Linked DNA regions of Homo sapiens: all the other regions are linked to region 1. A link is an interaction called in ENCODE POLR2A ChIA-PET data of the cell type or tissue named here. Cell type or tissue: HCT116. All regions are shown on one strand.

The links. Peaks named below come from ENCODE experiments on the same cell type or tissue, not always from the same donor. Only the 100,000 strongest peaks of a DNase experiment are listed, where the experiment ranks them.
Region 2: POLR2A ChIA-PET joins it to region 1 with 7 read pairs; 3 of 35 experiments call an interaction of 5 or more read pairs at or near these places.
Region 3: POLR2A ChIA-PET joins it to region 1 with 7 read pairs; 7 of 35 experiments call an interaction of 5 or more read pairs at or near these places.

Annotation. Positions count from the first base shown.
Region 1 is chr10:110,393,830-110,401,829 of GRCh38, reverse strand. No RefSeq gene overlaps it. Among named protein-coding and RNA genes, the nearest start is that of SMNDC1, 93 kb to the right of the region's middle. RefSeq lists enhancers at 5,807-6,056, 5,825-6,119. In HCT116, no CTCF peak of the experiment used is centred here; DNase peaks (open chromatin) are centred at 2,299, 3,009 and 5,869; H3K4me3 peaks cover 3,089 bases; H3K27ac peaks cover 4,983 bases.
Region 2 is chr10:110,613,229-110,621,228 of GRCh38, reverse strand. No RefSeq gene overlaps it. Among named protein-coding and RNA genes, the nearest start is that of RBM20, 27 kb to the left of the region's middle. RefSeq lists an enhancer at 6,753-6,802. In HCT116, a CTCF peak has its summit at 7,674; no DNase peak of the experiment used is centred here.
Region 3 is chr10:110,444,348-110,452,347 of GRCh38, reverse strand. It overlaps LOC105378482 (a long non-coding RNA gene), which reads left to right and starts at 4,912. Exons shown (of 4, transcript NR_188210.1): 1 at 4,912-5,253. It also overlaps the pseudogene HMGB3P5. In HCT116, no CTCF peak of the experiment used is centred here; a DNase peak (open chromatin) is centred at 4,846; H3K27ac peaks cover 884 bases.

The DNA.
Region 1 (8,000 bases):
TCCTGCTCCATCCAGGGCCAGAGGTAAACCCCCACCCCTTGCTCCACACCTCAGGGGTGTGCACCATGGGGAGGGAGGGAGGCAGGACCTCCAGCCCCTCTCAGCTTCCTGAGAAGTCTTTGCCACCTGGGGACCCCTCCCTGCATCCCCCTCCTATGATCTCCCATCTGGGGCCTTGGTGAGAAGAGGCTGTTGGAATGCCTCAGGAGACATGGCATGTGTCCCAGCCAGAGCCATCTTGATAGCAAAGCTGACACCACAATCCCGATGCCTAATTGCATGCCTTCTCCCTCTCACCTTCCCAGCACAGGGAGGTTGCTGAGAAGAGAACATGAACACAGAGGCTAAGAGTGAATGGGTCTTTTCTTTTTTTCTTTTTCTTTTTTTGGTTTCAGTTTTGTTTTGAGATGGGGGTCTTGCTTTGTTGCCCAGGCTGGTGTTGAACTCCTGGTCTCGAGCGATCCTCCTGCCTCAGACGCCTGAGTAGCTGGGATACAAGCGTGCACCCCCATGACAGGCTGAGTGGATGCTTTGGATTCAAACTCTGCTGTTGACGAATACTGTTAGTTGCCTGTGTCATACATCTCCCACAGCCCCCCTTATGCTACACCTTCTGCCACATACACACCCTTCCTTACAGTGACAGCGAACCCAGCTCCAGGCAATGGACTATGACTGGTCTAAGCCAAGGGTCAGCAAACTACGGCCTGAGTGCCAAATCTGAATGCCCCCTGTTCTTACATGGTACATGAGCTAAAATGGTTTTTAACACGTTTCAAATGGTTGAAAACATAAAAATAATATTTTGTGACACATGAAAATTATATGATATTGAAGATTTTTAAAATTTCAATGTATAATTTTTATTTTTTTATAGAGACAGGGTATTGCTATGTTGCCTAGGTTAGTCTCAAACTCCTGGCCTCAAGTGATCCTCCTGCCTCGGCCTCCCAAACTGCTGGGATTACAGGTGCGAGCCACTGCACCCAGCTGAAATTCAAGTTTAAGTGTTCATAAATAAAGTTTTATTTAAATACAACCACATACGTTTGTTTATATATTATCTATGACTGTTTTTGCGTGACAAAGGCAGAGTTGAGTAGTTGCAACAGAGACTGTATGACCCACAAAACCTAAAATGTTTCCTGTCTACAACTTTCCAGAAAAAGTTTGCAACCTTTGGTCTAAGCAATCATGATAATCCTGCTCCTTTTTTCCCAGGCTTCCTTGCAATGAGGAGTAGGCACATGGTCCAGTTCTGTCCAAAGAAAACTAAGCAGAGGTTTCTGGGGGAGACCTGCATAAAAGCATTATTTTTCTGAAAGAAGGAGACAGCATGGCTGGGCCCCATCCTCCCTACCTCCTGCCTGAAGTGTGGGTATACTCTCTGGAGCCCAGCCAGGTATCTTCTTTCAGAGCCCATCTCCTGCCAAAATATGGAAAAACAGAGGGTCAAGAGTTCAGTCTGGAGGGCTGGGCAGGCTGGCTGGGGTCCAAGAGAGGGGAACGGTCCACCCTGGGCACCTGTCCAGAGGATGGGCTGCTTCTCACCTAGACCAAAGGAACCACTTGTCACCTGGAGTGGATTGAAGAAGGGTTGTCCCCTCCCAAGAACTTATTCGATGACTCCTGTCTGCTGGCCCCAACATTGACATCTGGAGGGCTGGAAGATGGACTGTCTCTGCTATGGAATCCTGGTGGCCAGCATTTTCCCCACGTCTTCTGGGTTTCCCTTTGTACCCAGCTCCTCCTATTGTAACTGAAAGATAGTAGATAATCAAAATAATCTTGGATGGTTGGGTGGATAGGTAAGGGCTGAATGAATGAATGAATGGAAAATACAGCTATTAAGAGGCTATCTTTCACACATGTGAGCTGACGGCAACCCTGTGAGGTCACAGGCTAGGTGTTACTATGCCCATTTAACAGAGAAGGAAACCGAGGTTCTGTAAAGCTAATTGACTTTCCCAAGGTCACAAGACTTGGAAGAGGTGAAGCTATGGCCCAAACCAACACTGCTTCAAGACCTGGGCACAGGCCCCTCCTGCCTCACCTCCCTGGACATCACCTCCAGTCCATACTAGACCCAATATATAGGCAAAGAACCTGCCGTCATCTCAGCAAATCATGAAAGGAACTTTCATGATTTGATGTGCAACCTTTGCAAATCAAATGATACGGGTCTGGGAAGCTGCCAGGAACAGCCTCTCATCCACATCCCCCAGTTCTGCTCTTGGGACTGCCAAGAACACGTCACTTCCTTAACAGTACATATTTGTAGAATGAATGAGTTCTCAGTACATATTTGTAGAATGCATGAGTTGCCCTGCATCGGTACAAATTCCTCAACAAAAGTCATAGGCTACAAAATCCCGGAAATGCAGGTACGATTGACATCACGTTTCCTAGCTTTGCAATAGAATGCAATGTGCATTCTGGTGGCCAAATGAGCCTCCTGCTGTGCTACACAAGCCCATGATATTCATCACCACCATCATGAAGGATCAGTTATCAGGCACACTTGCTGTGTGCCACTCACTATTCCAAGCATGCTATGTGAATGTTCTCATTTAAACTTCACAACCAACCCAGTGGTCTGGGTAATACTGCTATCCTCATTTTATGGTTGAGGAATTTAAGGTTCAGAGAGGTTAAGTAACTTGATCAAAGCCACACAGTCAGAGGTATCAGAGTCAGGTATAAACCCAAGTTTTTGTTTTGTTTTTTGTTTTGTTTTGTTTTTTACCTCCAATAAGAGAGGAGGTGGCAGGGAAGTCTTGTGTGGGATGGCTCTTGGGGGACAAATGCCCCCTCTGTAATCTGTATGGAGGGTGGTCCAGTCCGAGAGCTGACAGGAGAAGAGAGAGCTGCTGCTCAGGGAGGCAGAAGTGGGCGGGGACCTCTTGTTTGGGCAAGCCTTTCCTTGTCCCGTGCCAGGCTCAGCCCTAGCAGGCTCACCCAGTGGACATGACTGTTTGTGTGTGTTGGGGGGTGGGGTAAGGGCAGTGGATTAGGAGGGGTGGGGCTGGGCTAGCTGGGTTGTGATTCCCATGGAGACGCTGGTGATTCATTGCCCCTTCCAGCGAGTGGGGCCTCTATCAGGATGTGACTTGTAGTAAACAAGTCACAAGATGCCATCCAGGCAAGAGGGAAATGGGGAGGGGAGGATGGTGTCTCATCCTGAGCCTGGGCATCCTGGGCTTCGTAAAGTGCCTACCTGAGGCCCATCCCCAGGCTGCAGTGAAAAACCTTTCTTTGCCTGGGGGGAAGCACACTGGAAAAGGTCACTGCCAAAACCTTTTGAACTCTTTTTCCTGGAAGGTTCCAGGACCTCCATTGCCCTGGCCCAGAGGTACAGCGACTCGAGCTTGGGCAGTGAGTCCTGGTGCCCGGAGAATATCTCTCCCAGGGCTTCTGAGAGGTATGCATAGATAAGTCAACCTATGGAGTTTAGAAGAGCTGGGCTGAAAAAGAAAAGAAAAAGCTAAATCAACCTGCACACCATTAATTGGCACCTACTATAAGTCCAGCAGGGCCCAGTGGCTGACTTGGGATAGGTGCTCAATAAAGGTGTGTTGCCTGACTGAGTAACTGAACCGGGCTCATAACTCCAGGCCAGATGAGAAAACAGAGGAGGCACATCCCAGCCTTCAAGGAATTCAAAACCTCACTCACAGTAATAACACAATTCACAGAACAATTAAGTGTTAAATTGCGAGACTCTCCCTAGGTGTTCTAGGAATTTTAAATGGGGGCTGGGACCTTAGGAAGGCTTCCTGGAGGAGGTGGACTCAGGTTGGTTGAGTGGGGAGGCTGGAGGTAGGTCTGAGTGTGAAGGGGGTTCAAGATGAACATAGCGAGGAATGAGGCAATTGTGTGATCCTTTGGAGTGGGAAGGTTTTTAAATATCCTGCCTGATGCCCACAGGCCTGTACCACAGTTACAGGGCTTGGTTGTGGAGGTTGACCCCATGCCAGGAAATCACTGAAGACAGGTATGTCCGTTATTGCCTGATTTTATGGGTGAAGAAACTGTCCCGTCTTATGGGTGAGGAAACTGAAGCTCTAACATGCTCAGTAAATTACCTGAAGCCACATGGATACAAAGGGGAAGAAAAACTCAACTTGCGCTCTTCAACATGTGGGCCGCTAGCCGTGTATCTGAAATGTAGCTAGCCGTGTGAGTGCTTGAAATGTAGCCAGTCCCAACTGAGCTGTACCGTATGTGTAAACAACACACCAGATTTCAGACCTACTAAGAAACAAACAAAAAATATATAAAACATCTAATTTATAGCTCTTGTTAGTACTTATTACATGTTGAAATAATATTTTGGATATATTGGATGAAATAAAATCTATCATTAAAATTACGGTTAACCTTTGAACAACACGGTTTGAATTGAGAGGGTCCACTTATACACAGATTTTCTTCCACCTCTGCTGTCCCTGAGACAAGACCCACCCCTCCTCTTCCTCCTCAGCCTATTCAATGTGAAGTCGCCAGGGATGAAGACCTTTATGATGAACCACTTTCATTTAATGAAGAGTAAATATATTTTCTCTTCCTTATAATTTTCTTAATAACATTTTCTTTTTTAATGGCAAGGCTTCTGGTCAATAGCAGGCTAGTTATAGTCAAGTTTTGGGGGAGTCAAAGTTATACTTGGATTTTTGACCTCATAGGGGTTGGCACCCCTAATCCCCTCATTGTTCAAGGGTCAACTGTAATTTCATCTGTTTCTTTTTGCTTTTTAAATGTAGCTACTAGACATTTTTATTTTACTTATTATTTGTTTTTCTTTTTTAGAGACAAGGTCACCCTATGTTTCCAAAGCTGGCCTTGAACCCCTGGGCTCAAGTTATCCTCCCGCCTCAGCCTCCTATGTAGCTGGGACTACAGGTGCACGCCACCATGCCCGGCTAGAAAATTTTGAATTATATACGTGGCTAGCATAATGTCTCTACTGGACAATATCCCTGCCAAGTAGCAGCGCAGCCTCAGCAGACACCTCTAAAGATGGTGTATTAGATCATTAGAGCTGCTGCAACAGAGAACCCCACAGATTGGGTGGCTTTAATAATAGAAATTTATTGTCTCACAGTTCTGGAAATTTATTGTCTCTGACTGGAAGTCCAAAATCAAAGTGTTGGTTCCTTCTGAGGCTCTGCCTCTCCTCTAGCTTCTGGAGGTTTGCTGGCCATCTTTTGGGATCTGTGGCTTCTATAGCTGAAAAGCGTTATGAATTCTATGCTTTCCATCACCCTGGTTCTATCCCTGCCTTTGTCCTCACATGCTGTTCTCCCAGGGTCCACATTTCTCCTCTAAAATAGCAACACCCATCATGTTGGATTAGGGACCCAACCTACTCAACTAATGACATCTACAAAGACCCTATTTCCAAATAAGGTCATATTCTGAAGTACTAGGGGTTGGAGCTCCAACATATGAATTTGAGGGTCACACAATGCAACCCATAACAGATGGGGACTCCCTCCCTCTCCAGGAGCCCATTCCATATTTGGATCACCCTGAATGATCTTCCTCTTGTGCCAGCCCAGAGATCCACAAAGGAGCCTCCTTAAAATCTCTTGCAAATGCCCAGCCCCACTCTGTCAGGTGGTGCCAGGGACCAGGGACACCCTCATTTCTTTCCTTGGAGCCCAGGTATGATGGGCCCCACCCTGGGTGAGACATATCTGTTAACGATAACCACCTGGAGAGCAGGAAGGAGAAAACTGATAAGGGAGAGAAGGTTAAAAATAACCCATGAGCTGCCCACATGACCTTTGCCCTTTGCAACTTTGATTTACAAGCATCACAACCAGGAGATCACCTGGGTCTATGCTGGCTGTAAAACCTCATGGCTGACGCAGCTTTCTACTCAGTGGCCTGGGAATTTCCAGTCCTGTGGTGTGACCGATACACAGAGGTCAGGCAGTTGTTTTTCTTTCTTTTTTCCCTGGCAGCCCTTCAACACCTTCCTAAGAGTGGGAGGGGTTCTAGTGAGGGCTCTGACTTACCGCTCTTTGTCCCTTAAGAGGAGGGAGTTGGCTTAGGAGGACTGCACTGTCCTTCAGAGCAGCCGGGTCACTGGGACCCAGTTCAACCCCTGTCCTAGCATGACTTGGGAGAGCTACGGAGTTTATTTCAGCCTCGGTTTTCTTATCTGCCAAATAGGAATAAGAAAGAAGGTTTGCCTTGCCTGTCCTGTCAGGTGCCAGTGAGAAACCATCTAAGAGGGCATCTGGGCCCTGGGGTTCAAGGAGGACTGAGGTGGTCACCAAGCCCACCTGCACTTCAGTCCCCCTCGCACATTGCACATACATGAAGTGTGTTCGGGGCCAGGTCTTAAGGTGCTTTGGGTCCCTCACTGTCCAGGATGGGGTTCCCAGCGGAGCTGCATCAGCATCCCCTGGGAGCTTGTCAAAAATGCAGACTCTCAGGCCCTACCCCAACCTGCTGAACCAGAATCTGCGTTTTTAAACAAGATCCCCAAGAGATGAGTGTGCTCATTAAAGTTTGAAAAGCCCCACTTCAGTGGACATTATTTTGCCTGTCTTGGGCCCATTCCCCCTTCTTCTGGTAAAATTGATCGTATTTTTTTGGGGGAGAACCATGGGCCCCAACTCTGGCCATATGTGCTTCAGTAGGGCTAATCCACTCTCCAGAACCCTGAGGGCACACGAAAGTGAGTCCTGGCCAATCCAAATCAACGCTGGGACTGTGGCTGGGCACAAGGACCTCTCTTTACATGGCTGTTGTTCCGCTGTAGGATGGAGTCTGGAGGTGGGCTCCGCCATTTTGGTCACGATTATGAGAATCTAAGAGTGGAATCCTTGAAAAAAGGAGCAGAAGAGGGTGTGTGTGTGAGTGAGTGTGTGTGTGTGTGTGTGTGTGTGTGTGTGTGTTTAAGAGAGAGAGGAGGATTCCAGATCACATCTACTGAGCTTCCATCTTTGTCCAAATTCAGATCGACTTCCTGGCTTTTCAGTGTATATAAGCCAATCATATAAGACCGAAAGAACAGGTCTCGTAGGATGTGATGACTCCTGCAGGAGGCAGGTAGGAGGATATCTGAGCAGGCAGATGATAAGGGATGAGAGTGTTAATGGTAAAATAACTGGCAGTGAAAGACATTTCAGGCAGGTGGTCCTACTTGAATGCCCCCTTCCAAGCACATCTGTGGTGCAGTGTGTCCCATTCCTGGAGCCAGGCCTGACCTGCCCAGCCTGCCTTGCCCCCACCCCCGTCCCCAGGCTTTTGCTAGGAGCTCTGGACTCATAAGCTCGGGCCAGCTCTGGCATCGCATTGCCTGGGCATCTCCCTGCTTCCAGGATGGAGGCCCCAGGAGAGAGGAGGCTGTGGCCCGGGGCTGAGGACAACAGCCAGGGCCCAAGGCTGTTTAAGGAAAAGCCACAGTTCCATTGTATAGACCTGTAGACAGAGGGGTAAACTCAGAGGAAATGAGTTGCCTTGATGCACACGTTGATAGCCAGGGGCTACGTCTACCCGGCCAGGCCCAAACTGCGTTCCCCAAGACATTGACCAACCTTCCCCATTTGATAATGACTGAAGGGGTTTCAGGACATTGGCCAACCAGGATGAGTTTGATTGCCTATTCCCAGAGGTTTCCGGAGCATGCATTGGGACAGGCAGGAGTGGTAGGGTGGGAGTCCTGGGATGCCAGGTCGGGAGGGGAATCCTCCTGCCTCCGGGAAGCATGGGGTCTGCTCCCAGGGCTGCTTTCCCAGAAGCCAGAGCACCCTCGCCCCTGCAGGGCTTGGAGGGGGAGTGCTGAGATGCAGGGATGGAAGAATCTAGGCATGAGTATGCATGTGTGTGTCTGTGTGTGTAGAGGTCTCGTGTGTGTGTGTGCTCACGCCTATGTGCAAGTGGTAGTATCAGTGGCCAAATGAGAGGCAGTGCCTGATGTGAAGCTGCTGGGTATGAAACATGAGAGCTGTGAGAATCGCCTGAAGACTCCATGGGCCAGGGCT
Region 2 (8,000 bases), 220 kb before region 1:
GGAAATGCTTTTGAGACCTTTTGCCCATTTTGAAAATTAAAATTGAGTTATCTGTATTTTTCTGATTATATTGTAGAATTTCTTTGTATAATGTGGAATTGAGTTGTTTGCCAAATGTAAATGTCAGTATAGCTTAACTTTGTATTATTCTTTTTATAAGTGAGGATGAACATCTTTTTATTAAGAACCATTTGTATTTCTTTTTCTGAAGAGTCTTTATCCTTTGCCTATTTTTAAAATTGTTTTGGCATTATTTCATATAAATGATAGGAACTCTTTATATATTAAGAAGATTAGCCTTTTGCCTTAATATCAATGGCATGTTTTTTTCTTAGCTTGACACTTGTCTTTTAGCTTCGCTTATGGTGTACTTTTTGGCCACGCAGGGTTTTTTTCTTTTTTTTTTTAAAGAATTTATCAACCTTTTCTTTTAGATGTGTAGTCATTTTTACGTCCAATGTCCCCATTAGATACCAAAGAGAGGTGATGTCAGGCAATGTCTAGCCGCCTTGGACTGAGCCTATGGAAGGGCCTGAGCTAGTAGGGAGGGGAATAGGGGCTCAAGTCCTCTTTCTGCTACTTATGAGCTGTGGATCTTTAGGCAGGTTACTTTACCTCCCATTGGGGCAGTTTCTTTTTCTGCAAAATGGGGATATTAGGGCCCACCTTACAGAGTTGATGTAACAATTAAATGAGATATTGTACGAAAAGCACCTAACGCACAGCTAGCACAGAGTATAAACACTCCATACAAGGTACTTCTCTCTCTCTAAATGGGGTGTGTATGTGTGTGTGTAACAGGTGTAAATAAATGTGTGTGTGTCTGTGAGTGGGAGGAAGCAGGGCCCAGCTGTAGGATACAACACACAGTTGGCTCAATTACTCGTGGCCTCAAGATTAAAAAGCGGCTCCAAGTATTTACAGGCCCCCGGATAATTGCAAATCCCACAGCCTGGCTCCAGGCCAGAGCACTCTGCCTACACTCCCTTCCCCCACCTCCTCCACTGGTGGTCAGAACCTGGCTCCCCTACTCCCTCACTGGGATGGCCTGGCCCATAGATACCCAGAGGATCTGAGACTCCAGGGTGGTCTTGAAGGGGAGAGGCTGGGGCCTTGGTGGTCTGCTAAGCCTTCTGGAGATCCCCATCTGGACTGATTGCCTGCTCTGGGGACCTCTCCAGGCAAGGAGATCAGTGTACAGCCAGTGAGTAGAGGGGCTCCACATGGCCTGGGGCTCTCCCCCTTGACACCTTGGCTCAGCCAGACTTGCAAATCTCATTCCTCAACATACTGGAGTTCACAGAGCAAGTGGGGCTTTATGTCTCAGTGTTGCTGAGAAAGGGCCAGGAATTCCCTTTTTGTATATCCAATTCTTCCAGAGTTCTGGGAGAGCTGGCAGTTTAAAGAAGTCCTGCTGAGAATCTTCTAGGCAGACCAGGTTACCTCTTCCCTGTGGAGCTTTGTGAAGCTGTTTTTCTCTGACTTTGCTAAAGATGAGAGGTGCATAGACACCTCTGGAACCAGCTGGAAAGTTGGCATGAGGCCAGGGAGGTCTCTTTGTTTCCCCAGTAGTGCCAGTCAGCCTCACAGGGCTCTGGTGCTAGGAAAGGGCTCATGGGCAGCAAATCCATGCTCCTTCTTGTCCTACTCACTAGGGAAGTGGGCACCAAGAAGGGATATGATTTGCCTGAGGTCACTACATTAGAAGCAAATCCAGGCAGAGATCTAGAAACCAGGAGCACACTCTTTCCTCCCTTCAAGTTCCCAGCATCAGGCATAGGGTCTTTAGTGTAATGGGAGCTCAAAGTGATGGTTGGCTGGATTCAAACACCAGGTTTCCTGATGGCTGATCCAGTACTGATCTAGTTCTCTCCCAAGATGGCCCTGGAAATATTCTATGCAGAGAAATACTTTGTAAGATCCTTGTTGAGGGTAGCTGTGGTAGATTAAAGACGGCTGCAAAATCATGGCTATTCCTCCATGGAGAGGTGGGGCCAAATTCCCCTCTGCTTGAAACTAGGTTGGGCTTAGTACCTCACCTGACAAATTGAATGATGTGGAAGTGATGTTCTAGGACTTCCAAGGCTAGGTCATAAGCAGCTTAGCAGCTTCTACTTTAGCCATTAGTTAGCACTCCCTCTTGTAAACCTGAGCTTCCATGTAGGAAGTCCAGCCACGCTGAGACCGCCAGGCCAGAGAACTCACTTGCAGGCCTCTGGCTGACAGCATCTCTGAGTCCAGCCTTCTCACTTCCCCTAAACACACACCAGACACGGGAGCGATGCCGTCTTGGGCCCTCCAGTCCATCTGCCCTCTCCATCCCACTTAGGCAACCACCACTCATTAGTGAGTCCTGCCTGGATTTCCGATCTTCAAATTCATAAGATGCAATCAAATGGTGCTTGTTTTAATCTACCTGAGTTTTGGTGACGTTTGTTACACAATAATAAATAACTGTAGGAAAACTTTCCCTCTTCAGGAGCTGCTGTTGAGCCCATTCCAGAGTGAGTACATGCAAACTTACCCAGCCCCAAATATTACAAAGGTAACCTGGCTGCCAACTGGCACAAAAAGCTAAACCTAAGTCTCACATAGCGAGCACTGCACGCAAGGCACTCTGTTCACACATAATTCTCAAGCCACCTTTTTAGATAGTTTCGTGTGATGTCTCCATTTTACCAGAGAGGAAATGGAGGCAAAGGTTAACAGACTTGCCCAAGACCACACAACTAACAAGTTGCACAGCTGAGACTCAAAACCCACGCCTTTTTCCAGAGTCTATGTGTATTGTCTCCCTCGATGAGTGGGTGCTTCCTGGGGCTCTCCCCACTTAGGAAACATCATGCCTGCACAGGCTGTGTGGGTGACATGAGGGACTCTGGAGTAGACGTGAGAGTGAGAGTTCCAGTGCCCAGGAGAGCTGCCTCCAGGGTGATGAATGAGTCCAAACCCCAGGCCCAACCTCGTTCCATCCACCCAAGCCCCCTCCTCAGGCCCCTGCCACAGCTGCCACCATCACAGCCTCCTATCCAATTACAAGCCCCAGACTACCCCCCTCCCTACCTCCTCCTCCTCCTCCTTCCAGTCCACAGGAGGGCAGAGACCCATCCTTCCTGGGAACAGTGCTAAAGCTGGAGCACAAATCTGTCAAAGGCCGTGCCAGCTGCTGTCATTGCTGTGGCCCCCGCTTGCTGAGCTCATTCCCTGGGGTCCAAGGCAGCTGGTGCTGAAGAAGGACAGGAATGAGGGCCCTGCAGTGAGGATGTGTGGAATCCTGCAGTTGCCTTTGTTTAGATGTGTCAGACCACACCAGGCCTGGGCTCTGCACCTGCTGCTGGAGGAAGTCACCTCCTACCTCCCATCCAGTACATGAGCATGTACACACACACAGTGCCACCTCTACCTTCCGCTCAGGGTGCGCTCACTCTCTCTCACACACACACACACACACACACACACACAGAGTGTCTCCTCTACCTCCCACTTCAGTGTGTGCTCACACACATACACATACGTATGCTGACATAGTGTCACCTCAACCTCCCACTCAGGGTGTGTTTATACACAATACACACTCACACACACAGAGTGTCCCTTCTACCTCCCACTTCAGTGTTCAGTGTGTACTGACACACACACACATCCAGTGTCACCTCTACCACCCATTCAGCGGCCTCCCACACAGTTGGGTCAGTGTGTGGAGTGATGTGGAAGCTCCCACATAGGCCTGGTAATACTGGTCTTTCCCGCTTAGTTGGTGACTCTTTCCTAATCTATTTTTATTTTCAGAGATGGGGTCTCAGAGTCTCAGGGCCTCGCTCTGTTGCCCAGACTGGAGTGCAGTGTTGCAATCAGGGCTCACTGCAGCCTCCAACTCCTGAGCTCAAGGGATCCTCCTGCCTTAGCCTCCCGAGTAGCTGGGACTACAGGCGTGTACCACAACAGCTGGATAATTTTTTTTTAACTTTTTGTCAAGACTTTTTTCACTTTGCCCAGGCTGGTCTTGAACTCCTGGACTCAGGTGACCCTCCTGCCTCAGCCTCCTGAGTAGCTGAGATTACAAGCATAAGCCACCATGCTCGACCCTGTTCCTAATCAGTTTTCCCATCAGAAAAATTGGTTAATCAAAGCATCAAACTTACAGGTTTTTATATTTCAGGTCCTTACCAAATGATTGTTGAATAAAACCAAAGAGTCACTCCCCAAATCTATCATTCATCCCTATGGTGCAGGTCCCTAACCCCACTCCCTGTACACTTTCCCTTCCTTCCCACCATCCCACACACACATGGACCTTGACCTGAGCTGCTCCTTATCAGGCCTGCCTTCTACCCTGAGAGTCCATGAGCTGCCTTCCTCATGGCCATGCTCTGAGGCCTGAAGTGGGTGGTCAGAGGAGCTTCCTATGTTTTGGAAATGTATCTAATACTTGGAAAGACATGACAAGCTCACTGGATGTTCTTTCAAAGCCACACTAGAGCATGGTCCAACAGACCCTCTAAGGGTCATCTGACTCTCCAGGGGAAAGTAGCTTCAATTGACCCACTGTTTTCTACTGATTAGACCCAGACTCTGTAAATGAGATGTTAACTTACAGGGAAATAGAGGCTGGTAAATTGGAAGTGACTCTTGTCTGCTAGAAAAGATAAGCCCAGAGCCGGGCGCGGTGGCTCACACCTATAATCCCCGCATTTTGGGAGGCTAAGGTGGGTGGATCACGAGGTCAGGAGTTCAAGATCAGCCTGGCCAATATGGTGAAACCCCCTCTCTACTAAAAATACAAAAATTAGCTGGGTATGGTGGTGGGCACCTGTAGTCCCAGCTACTCTGGAGGCTGAGGCAGGAGAAACGCTTGACCCTGGAAGGTGGAGGTTGCAGTGAGCCAAGATTGCACCACTGACTCCAGCCTGGGTGACAGAGTGAGACTCTATCTCAAAAAAAAAAAAAAGAAAGAAAGAAAAGAAAAGATAAGCCCAAAGGTTAATGTCCTAGACAACTTTTGTCATCCTGCTGGTTCCCTCATTAATAAGTCCCTGACAAATTCTCACTATAGCCTGTATGAGAATCATGATTTCAACTTTGCAAAAATTATGCTTCAACGCTGATCTCAAGTTTCCAGAGGATGTCAGAATTGGGGTGAGAGGACCTCTGAGGGTGGAAATTGGGAGGAAGAAGGTTGAAGTCACTGTGAAGGATGACAGGCTGTAGGGTGGAGAAGAAGACTGAGCTTAAGGCAGGAAGTGCCCCTGTGTCCTGAGTAAATGGTGCTGAGGATGCTGGTGGGAATATGTGGGGTGGGGGTGTGTGGGGGAGGTGGGGGAGAGGAGCAGACAGAACTGGAAGAGGTGATGGCTAAACAACAGTGGTCAAGCAAAGTGGCCACCAAGCCAGGAGCTCATTGGTCCCTCTTCCTAAACCTGAGAGAGAAGGTGGATGAGGAAGTCTGGTCTCTATGAGAGAGTGTTTCAAAGAAAAGAAACCTCAAAAAAATTCTCATGTAGTAAAAGGAACGTTCCAGAAGTCTTGGTGATACGAGTTTTTTGAAGGAGGTGGGGGTGAATATGGAAGATGGCAGACTGCAAGGAGCAGCTCCTCAGGTCCAGGAATGAAGGCAGCAGGGTGGGAAGCCTTCTGGAAGGCAAGCTGAATCATAATGAGGCCTGTGACAGACTGACCAGACCTGGGGCTTCCTACTGGAACAGGGCCTGGTGTGGACTCAGAGATCAGGGATGCTTCAAGTCTGAGTTCTGAATGCTGGGCAGGGACCATTAGGGTTTTTCTTGGTGGGCTGGGCTAGAGGAGACAACTATGGAGTTGGTCACACTTCATGTGTGACCACAGCAGCTTTTAACAGAAGCACCCTAGAAACCACTGGTACAAGGACAGTATCAGGTGGCAAGGAGCAGCCATAAGGCCCCCCAGCAGCATATCTGCACCACCAGGGCTGTGATTACCAGCAAGTCCCACCCTCAGAGCTGCTGCTGGCACAGACTCATCAGCTGTGAGCTTCAGGTTTCTTCTAATAAGGAGGCTGATGAATCAAACTGGCTGGTTTAAAATTACTCTCCACTCAAGAAAGGAATGAGCTTAATAGCCCCAAGTAAAATGGGGCAGTAGCACATTACTGTGGCTGGTCAGGATGCAGACATTGGCTCACTCATCTCTGTAACCCCAGCCCTCCAGCTTGGGGGCCTTTCTGTCTAAAATTCTGCCAGTTTCAGAGACTCCCCTCTATACCCAGTTGCTGTGCCACTGTTTATTTACCAAAGATAAATTCCACTTTCCTCATTGGATAAAAACAAACAAAACAAAAAATCTCTGCTGCTTTCTTTTGTATAGATGCCTCAAAAAGGATGTCTCCCAGGTTCACAAACCATCCTTTCCAAAGGTCAAAATTTTAGCCCACCTAACTCCACTTTTTGAGGTCAATACATTTCCCTGGTTAGCAGGTCTCACCTGTGGCCCTCCTGGGCCCTGCCCGAGATCCAGTGTAGAATCTCCAAGGGGAGAGACTAGAAAAATCACTCTTTCAAGTGAATTTGATAATGAGGCAAGGACTGGGTAGGTTTAGATTAGAACCTCTCCAGTTTGCTAACAAGATAGTACGCTGGGTTCTGCACACATTTCTAGACAAAGTTCTGGCAAGGCTATTCCAGAATCTTACCTCACCACTAGGTTCACCCCGGGGTGGGGAGATCGGGGGCAGATGAACTGGGCTCCACAGAGTGCAGCTTCTCTCCAGCACCCATTCCTCATTTCTCTATGGGTAGAATCTAGTTAAAGAGAACCATGGTGAAGACGGCAGTCGTCTGTGGGGCAGTCTCTGAGGGGCGAAGCAGCCAGGGTATTGTGGGAGCTAGCCTACCACAGGTGGAACACTCACTCATCGCCAGAGAGGCTCCCCGTCATTGTGGACCTCTGAGGTGGACGAGGCCTGCGGTGAAGCTGGCTTCCACCACTTACAGCTGCATGGCCATGATGGGTAATAACCTCTTTAAGGTGTAGTCCACTCCTTTGGAACATGCAGAGAACAGTAATTCTTTCAGGGTTGTTGTGAGGTTTGTCTGCCACAAAGAACAGAAATTACTCAGCATAGAGCCTGACACATAGTCAGTGCTCAGTAAGTGCCAGCTACTGTATATTCGACAAACACTGGGTAAAAATAAGAAAAACAAAAACGGATAGGCATGGCCCCAGCACAGAACTTACAGAGTACAGGGTCTTAAAGGGACATTTCACTCTAAAATAATAGAAGACAATGGGTATTTGTTTTTAAAGTGACAGGAAAATAACTGGGGAAAAGCACAGGGTTGATTCAGAAATGAGTTTTTTTCTGACCCCTAGAAGCAGGGAAAAAAAAAAAAAAGAGGAAGAGAGTTCTGACCTTGCACGTTCTTTAGACCTAAGTCTGTTGGAGCTAAAATAGAGTACAGGGGCACAGAAAAGGGGTGTGTCTTACACATTGCAGAGCCTTTAGCCTTGCGGCAAATTGTTACCCCTGCACCTGCCCTAATGTGTCTGACAGCTTGGCTACCTGGAACTGTTTTGAGTTGTCAACATCCATATCCCTTCTGATATTGTTGGCTCTGTGTTCCCACCAAAATCCCATCTTGTAGTTCCCATAATCGCCACATCTCGTGGGAGGGACCAGGTGGAGATAATTGATTCATGGGGGTGGTTTTGCCCCATCCTGCTCTCGTGATAGTGAGTTAGTTCTCACGAGACCTGATGATTTTATAAGGGGCTTCCCCCGCTTCACTGGGTGCTTAGGCTCTCTTCTGCTAGCCTGTGAAGAGGTGTTTTCCACCGTGATTGTGAGTTTCTTGAGGCCTCCCCAGTCATGTGGAACTGTGAGTCAATTAAACCTCTTTTCTTTATAAATTTCCCAGTCTCAGGTATTCCCTTCATGGCAGTGTGAGAATAGACTAATACACCTCCCTACGTCAAATGTCCCAAGTGTCTCCTTAAAAACCCTCTTATGGCTGGGTGCAGTGGCTCAT
Region 3 (8,000 bases), 51 kb before region 1:
CTTCCCAATTTAATCTTGGTAGATTGCATGTATCTAGGAATTTGTCCATTTATTCTAGATTTTCCAATTTATTGGCATATACTTGCTCATAGTAGCCACTAATGATCCTTTAAATTTCTGAAGTATCAGTTGTAATGTCTCCTTTTTCATTTCTGATTTTATTTATTTGTATCTTCTGTCTTTGTTTCTTAGTCTGGTTAAAGATTTGTCAATTTTGTTTAACTTTTTTTTAAAATGTAAGACTTTAACTTCAAAAACATTTTAGCATTCCAAACATACAAAAAAAAAACAAAACACTCAACGTTTCAAACCGTGTTTAAGTACAGAAAGTTCTTGAACTTTCATTGATGCAGTGGCTCTTCACTTTGCTAATAATGAATAGTTCTACAGTTTGTTTAAAAAGTAGTCCCAGCTACTCCAGAAGCTGAGGCAGGAGAATCACTTGAACCTGGGAGGTGGAGGTTGCAGTGAGCTGAGATCGCGCCACTGAATGCTGTGTCACAATATACAGAAACAAGACAACCTGAAGCTAAATGTATGCCCTCTGCAGAGGCAACAGGTCCAGCCTCACAGTGCATGCCCTGAGCTATGGCCCTTCCAAAAGGCAACTTCCCCACAGCCTCAACCCCAAGCAAAGAGCTTCAAGAGTTTGTCTTGGTCGTTTTGTTCTTTTTACAAACTATAGATATATACAGTTGATAACTTAGGTTTCCAGCCAATTACCATATAGTTAAGACCACCTTACAAATTAAAAAAAAAAAAATGCCAGAAACATCTTTAAATGCCTTGTCACACCAACCGCAAAGTGCACAGAGTGAGGAGAACATGAGAGTGCCTTTTCATTTTAAAAATGTTTGGAAATATGTACAACTTTGATACAGTTTCAGGGTGCTCTGGACACCCATGGCCACTTCATGTAAACCACCGACAATTTCTAGAGCACTTTGAGAGACTACAATATGATCGTGATCAAATTTTGTAATTAAACCTAATGAGGGCAACAGACACTTCTCAAATAAGAAATGTGTCAATTACGGCCCTCCCCTACTCTAAGGTATTCACAAGGAGACAGATAAACAGGTTTTTTTTTTTTTTTTTTTTTTTTAATTCATCCTCCTCCTTCTCCTCCTTTTCTCCCTCCTTGTCTTCTTCACCTTCCTCTTCCACCTTTTTCCGGGCAACTTCAGCAGGACACTTTGCACCATCAAACTTTCCTTTCGACTTAGAGTCGGCAACATCCTTATCATACTTCTCCTTCAGCTTTGCCGCCTGAGTGACGTAAGGCTGCTTTTCACTGTCATTTAAGTTACTCTACATCTCACTCAGCTTTTTTTTTTTTTTTTTTTTCTTCTGCATCACCAATAGAGATGCTAGGTTTTGTGGAATTGATCTTGGAGCGGAATTCTGAATAGAACAGGAAGAATCCAGACGGTGGCATTTTGGGGGCATTAGGATCCTTCTTCTTCCTGCCTCCCTTAGCTGGTCCATAATCCTTCTTTTCCTGATCATAGTGCACTTTATCCACCTTTGCCATTTCATCAAATTTAGACTTCTCTTTCCCATACATTGTCTTCCACCCCTCAGAGCACTTCTTGGAAAATTCTGCAAAATTGACAGGAACTTCTGGGTTTTTCTTTTTATGTTCTTCTCTGCACGTCTACACAAAAAGGCAGAAGCAGACATCTTGCTCTTTGGTTTTGTGGGGTCATCTTTAGCCATCCTGACTGTATTGTTCACTAGTCTCAATTTTGTTTAACTTTTTGAAAAACCGACTTTTTGTTTCATTGATCTTTTGTATTTTTTTATTTCAATTTTATTTATTTGTGTTCTGATCTTTATGATTTCTTTTCTTCTGCTAATTTTGGGTTTGGTTTGCTCTTGCTTTTATAGTCTTTGAAGCTGCATTGTTAGATTGTTCATTTGAAGCTTTTCCTCTTTTTCAATGTAGGCACTTTTAGCTATAAACTTCCCTCTTAGTATTGCTTTTGCTGTATCCCATAGGTTTTGTTATGTTGTTTTTCCATTATTATTTGTTTCAAGAAGTTTTTTCATTCCTTTTTTCTTTTTCTTTCTCTCTTTCCTTTCTTTCTTTTTTTCTTTTCTTTTCTTTTCTTTTCTTTTCTTTTCTTTTTTTTTTTTTTTTTTTTGAGATAGGGTCTGGCTCTGCCACCCAGGCTGGAGTGTGGTGGTGTGATCTCGACTCACTGCAACCTTAACATCCCACCTCAGCCCCCTGGGAATACAGGAGGAAATACAGGCATGTGCCATCACACCCAGCTAAGTTTTGTATTTTTTGTAGTGACAGGGTTTTGTCATGTTGCCCAGGCTGGTCTTGAACTCCTGAGCTCAAGGAATTGGCCCACGTAGGCCTCCCAGAGTGCTAGAATTACAGGTGTGAGCCACTACACCCGGCCCAATTTCCTTCTTAATTTCTTCATTGACCCACTGGTCATTCAGCAACAGATTGTTTAATTTCCATATATTGTATAGTTTCCAAAATTCCTTTTGTTATTAATTTCTAGTTTTATTCCATTGTGGTCAGAGTAGATGCTTGATATTATTTTAACTTTTTTGAATGCTTTAAGACTTATTTTGTGACCTAACATATGGTCTATCCTTGAGAATGATCCATGTGCTGAGGAAAAGAATGTATATTCTGCAGCTCTTGCATAAAATGTTCTGTAAATATCTCTTAGATCCATTTGGTCTATAGTGCAGATTAAGTCTGATTTTTCTTTGTTGATTTTCTGTCTGGAAGATCTGTCCAATGCTGAAAGTGGTGTTGAAGTCTCCAGCTATTATTGTATTGGGGTCTATCTCTGTTTTTAGCTCTAATAATATTTCCTTTATATGTTTAGGTGCTCCAGTGTTGGGTGCATATACATTTTAAATTGTTGTATCCTCTTGCTAAATTGACCCCTTTATCATTATATAGTGGTCTTCTTTGTCTCTTATAGTTTTTGTCTGATATAAGTATAGTGACTCCTGCTCTTTTTGGTTTCCATTGGCATGGAATATCTTTTTCCATCTCTTTATTTTCAGTCTGTCTGTGTCTTTATAGGTGAAGTGTGTTTCTTGCAGGCAGTAGATCAATGGGTCTTGTTTTTACATCCATTCCAGCAATCTGTGTCTTTTGATTGGAGAGTTTAGTCCATTTACATTCAGTGTTATTATTGAAAGTAGGGACTTACTCCTGCCATTTTGTTATTTGCTTTCTGGTTGTTTTCTGGTTTTCTCTTCTTTCTTTCCTTCCTGTCTTCTTCTACTGAAGATGATTTTCTCTGGTGATATGATTTAGTTTCTTACTTTTTATTTTTTGTGTATCCATTGCATGTTTCTTGGTTTGAGGTCACCATGAGGCTTGCAAATACTTTCTTGCATGATTTTTAACTTTGTTTCATCAGTTATATTTACATCTGTGAGAGCTACCACAAACTGAAGGTACTTTTTCATCAGAGTGGTTTGGTCAACCACCACGGCTCCTTGTGTTGCAACAAATGCCATTTTTCTTTTGAGCTGGTTTGTTTCTCGAGAAAAGTATCAGGTCCGTGAGTTCAGTCAGCCCCAACCTCAGTGGCCTGGCTCCCACAGCCCTATCCTGTGACTGCCTGCTGAGCCCTCACCTCTGTTGCTGCTCCACCTTGCACAGTCCCACCCCATACAAGAGTTCATTTCTTAAAAGGACATTGTCAGGATTAAATTAGTTTCTATATTTAAGTGTCTCAGAAAAGTGCCTGACACATAGAAATAGCTCAATACGGGTTAAATATTATCAATATTCTCCCACCCCTACTTAGGGTCTCTTCTGTACAAAGGATCTCATTGCAATATGAGTGAGGAGGTCAAACATCATTCGGTAATGTTCTGGTCTAGGACAAAATTTAGAACTGAGTAATTTTTGGCAAGTAGTTTAATATCTTTGAACCTCAACTATGTCTTCCATTAAAAACAGATTTCTAGTTACCTTTTAGGGTTCATGTGAGAGCTCAGTAAGAAAATGGTTGGTTAAGGCAGTTATGCCTACATTAAGCTATTTTGCCTACCACAATGGTAAAAATTATGTACACATTTTAAAGATTTGCATTAAGATTAAAACCAAAAAAGGGTTTCTGCAGCTCATCTCCACTTAAGTGGGAATTTCTGGGGACCAAGACCACTCTCATCCCTAGTCCCTATTTCCTGACCTCTCCAGATCTGCCCACATGGCCTCTTTGGCATCTTGACAAAAGCACTCATTGGGATGAGGTTCTTTGTTGCAGTTGCCTGTGGACACAGATGGTCTTTTCCAGCCAAAGAAAGACAGGAGAAGCGCAGGCCCATGTGTGGCTGCATTGGTTTGCAACAAACAAGATTCATTCATTTGGTCCTTCATGCATTCTTTTTCTTTTTTTTTCTTTTTTAAAATAAGACAGGGATCTCACTATGTTCCCCAGGCTGGTCTCCAACTCCTGGGCTCAAGTAATCCTCCTGCCTCAGTCTTTCAAAGTGCTGGGATTACAGGCGTGAGCTACTGACCCTGGCCATACTTTCTTTCATTCAATAAATATTTATCAGTGGCTTACTCTGTGCCAGGCATGTGTGAGGACCTACGGTTCAGAGGTGAACAAGGGAGATATGTCTCATGAAACTTACATTTTAATTGGGGTGGTGGGTGACAATGGTTGAGGAATCAAGTCATATCTTTGGAAACTGGTAAGTATTAAAAAGAAAAATAAAACAAGGCAATGCTGAGAGAGAGGCTCTAGAGATAGGGGAAGAGAAATGGCAACAAATTGGACGGAGTGGTCAGGGAAGGCCTCAAAGAGGAAGTGACTCAGGCAGCATCTGCTGTGAGACAGGAATCTGGCTCTGCAGCAACATGGGAACACAGCATTCTTGGCACAGATGCCCTGGGATGGGAATGAGGAGGCCAGAGTGCCAGGAGCTTTGTGGAAGAGGCAGGCAGAAGCCGAATCTTGGGACCATCCTTTCTCACCTTGCATGGCCCAACAAGTCTGTGTAGGGCCTTTTCCAGGAAGGCAGAGCCTACCCCTAGCTGACTCTGTGTCCCTTCCTGTGGTTGCCTCACTGGTCCAGTCTCACTAGTCCCTCTGGCTCCCTCTGGCTACTTCCGGCTTCCTCTGGCAACAGACTACTGGGGGAGATAAGTGAGAATTGCAACATGCTCTCTCATTACCCTCAAGGAACTAGAAAGATAGAATCTCTACGGACCCCACAAGACGACTGATACTACAGACTAGACAAGAGCACCAGGTGAGGGCTGAGGGGAAGTTTTGGGAGGTGTGCATGACCACTGAGAATGGAGGGTGGAGGTGTCAGAGAAGTGAGAAGAGCTCAGCCTGGACAGAGGGTAAGAACGAGCTGGAGATGGGGTGTGGATGGCAGTCCACATAGGAGGAAGGTAGAGCAAAGGAGTCCTCATGGGAAGGAAAGGACTAGGCAATCATACTCAGATCAGTTTGTCTCGCCCTTGGGCTGAGCCACTAGAAATGGAAGAGAAGCTTGGAAAAGGCGAAGGAGACACTCAGCCTTGGGAAAGTAGTCAGCGAAGTGGCATGGAGCATTCTGGACACAAATGCCCAAAGACAGGAATGAGGACTCTGGAGCTACACTACTTGGGTTCAAATTTGAATTCTGTTGCTTACTAATGCTGGGACCTTGACAAGTTACTTAACCCTTCTGTGACTCAGTTTCTCCATCTGTAAAACAGTGATCATAACAGTACCAAATTCATTTTATAAAGTTTAAATGAGTGAATAGTTGCAAAGCACTTAGAATAAATAGTACCTGGCCCAGAATGATGTAAGTGTTGGCTAAATTAAATGAATGCTGGTGAGCAAGTGAGACTCTCATTCTGAAGCCAATGGGAAGCTCTCAGATGTTTCTGGGCTGTGCCATGCATGGAGGAAAAGAGTGCTCTGCTCTAATTCATCTGGTGCAGGCTGGATTGGAGGTGGACGGCCTGGGATCAGGAAAACAAGTTAGGAGTCTACTGCAATAGCCCAGACATGAACACTGATTGGCTGGTAGCAGGGCTGCTGGGGAGAATAGAGGGGATGGAAGGCTGGAGGTTGCTGCCGAAGGAAGTGCTCCTAACATCTGGTGTCTGGAGACGGGACTGGGGGTAGTGGGGTACAGATGGAGGAAATGGAGGCCTTGAGCTTGAGTGATGGGGCGAATGTGGGGCTATGTCAGAGAGGGAAGCTGGAAAAGTCATCTGGTTTGGAGGAAGATGGTGCCAACACATGGACGTGTGTTGCCTTTGAGGCCATGGTGTGCCCACAGTGTTCTGGGTGTGATTTCATATCCTGGGTCTGAGGAAAGGAATCCTAGGGGGTTGGATTCTGGCTCCTAGAGAGATGTGAGAACGAGAGTTTCAGCCCTGGCCTCTGCTCACCTGTACACCTGCACGTGTTTGGAGGAGGGTAGGTAGGCTGGGGACAGGCAGTAAATATTTAATGAGGCTGAGTCCACACATCCTCTGCATACTGTATTAAAAGGGCAGTCAGGAAAGGAAGACCCTGCTTGTGTCCACCACTCCCAGACACTCGGTAGTGACAGTGGTCAGTGCTCTCCTTACCCTCACCCCATTGCAGGGGAGAGGATCTCACAACTCAGCCCAAGGCTGACCACACTCCTCCGACTCTCACCTGGATAAGGGTCCCAGCTGGGGTCCAGGGACAGTGGTTGGGACCAATAGTATTTGACTACTGGTTTCTGTTAACAAGTGTTGACTGGGTACCTGCTTCGGGATCCAGTGAGCACAAAATGTCCACTAACCAATGGATTTTTTGAGCATCTCCTCTGTTCAAGCTCTGTATAAGGCACGGGGCTCAAAGTAAAATTAAATGCTTGGTTCCAGAAACCGCATTAGCCTAGGTTTTTGTTTTCCATTTTTAATTATTAATGACAGTAGCTTCAATATAGATATCAGAGGAATGTATCCTTCTAGTCATGAAAATCTTGTTTTAGCCTGGCTTTTAAGTATAATCATTCCCTCCAATCTTTCCTATAAAGGGTTGTTAATTATATGAATTAATATATCTGTAAAATTTTATTGGGATTAGGTCCATAGCTTTCATTAGCTTCGTAAGGTTTTTTTAAAATCATATTTTTCTTTTTTAGTTCAGAAAAGAGTCAAGAAGAAAATTAAAATGGCCCATAATCCTACTGTCCAGATAACCCCTTGTTTTCACTTTTTAAATGCATATGGAAAATAATTCATGTTCTAGAAAGACACAAAATGAGAAGCAAAATTCTCTCACTGCTCCCTCCCCACTTCCGTTTCTCTTCCTAAAGGTTTGTGCTACTAATGGTTTCTTATATATCCCTCTAGAAAATGCTTAGTGCACTTATCAGCATTATAAATGCATTATGTACATCCTATTCTTAAAAGCTTCTCCCGGAGGTTAAGAACTATTGCTCTCTCTAGGCATGATTGTCTGTTTTTATGCTTTTTGCCCTGTTGATCTGCATTTTAAAAAATAACAGAGGAAAGTCCTTTCTCTTTCTTTCTTTCTTTTTTTCTTTCCTTCCTTCCTTCTTCCTTTATTTTCCTTTTTTTTCTTTTTTTAGAGATGAGGTCTCACTCTGTCACCCAGGCATGCTGGAGTGAAGCAGTGCAGTCATAGCTCACTGCAGCCTCAACCTCCCAGGCACAAGCAATCCTCCCATCTCAGCCTCCAGAGTAGCTGGGACCACAGGCATGCACCACCATGCCTAGTTAATTTAAAAAAATTTTTTGTAGAGACGGTCTCACTGTGTTGCCCAGGCTGATCTCAAACTCCTGTACTCAAGTGATCCACCCGCCTTGGCCTCCTAAAGTGCTGGGAATACAGGCGTGAACCACCATGCCTGGTCAAGGAACTCATTTTCTAATGCTCCTCTGCCTTGGACTAGTGGACAGATGTCAGGAAGTTACTTTACCTTGCTGAGCCTCAGTTTCCTCATTCTTGTGGGGACTCAATGGCAGTGTCAATGCAGAAAGGCCTGGGCACACA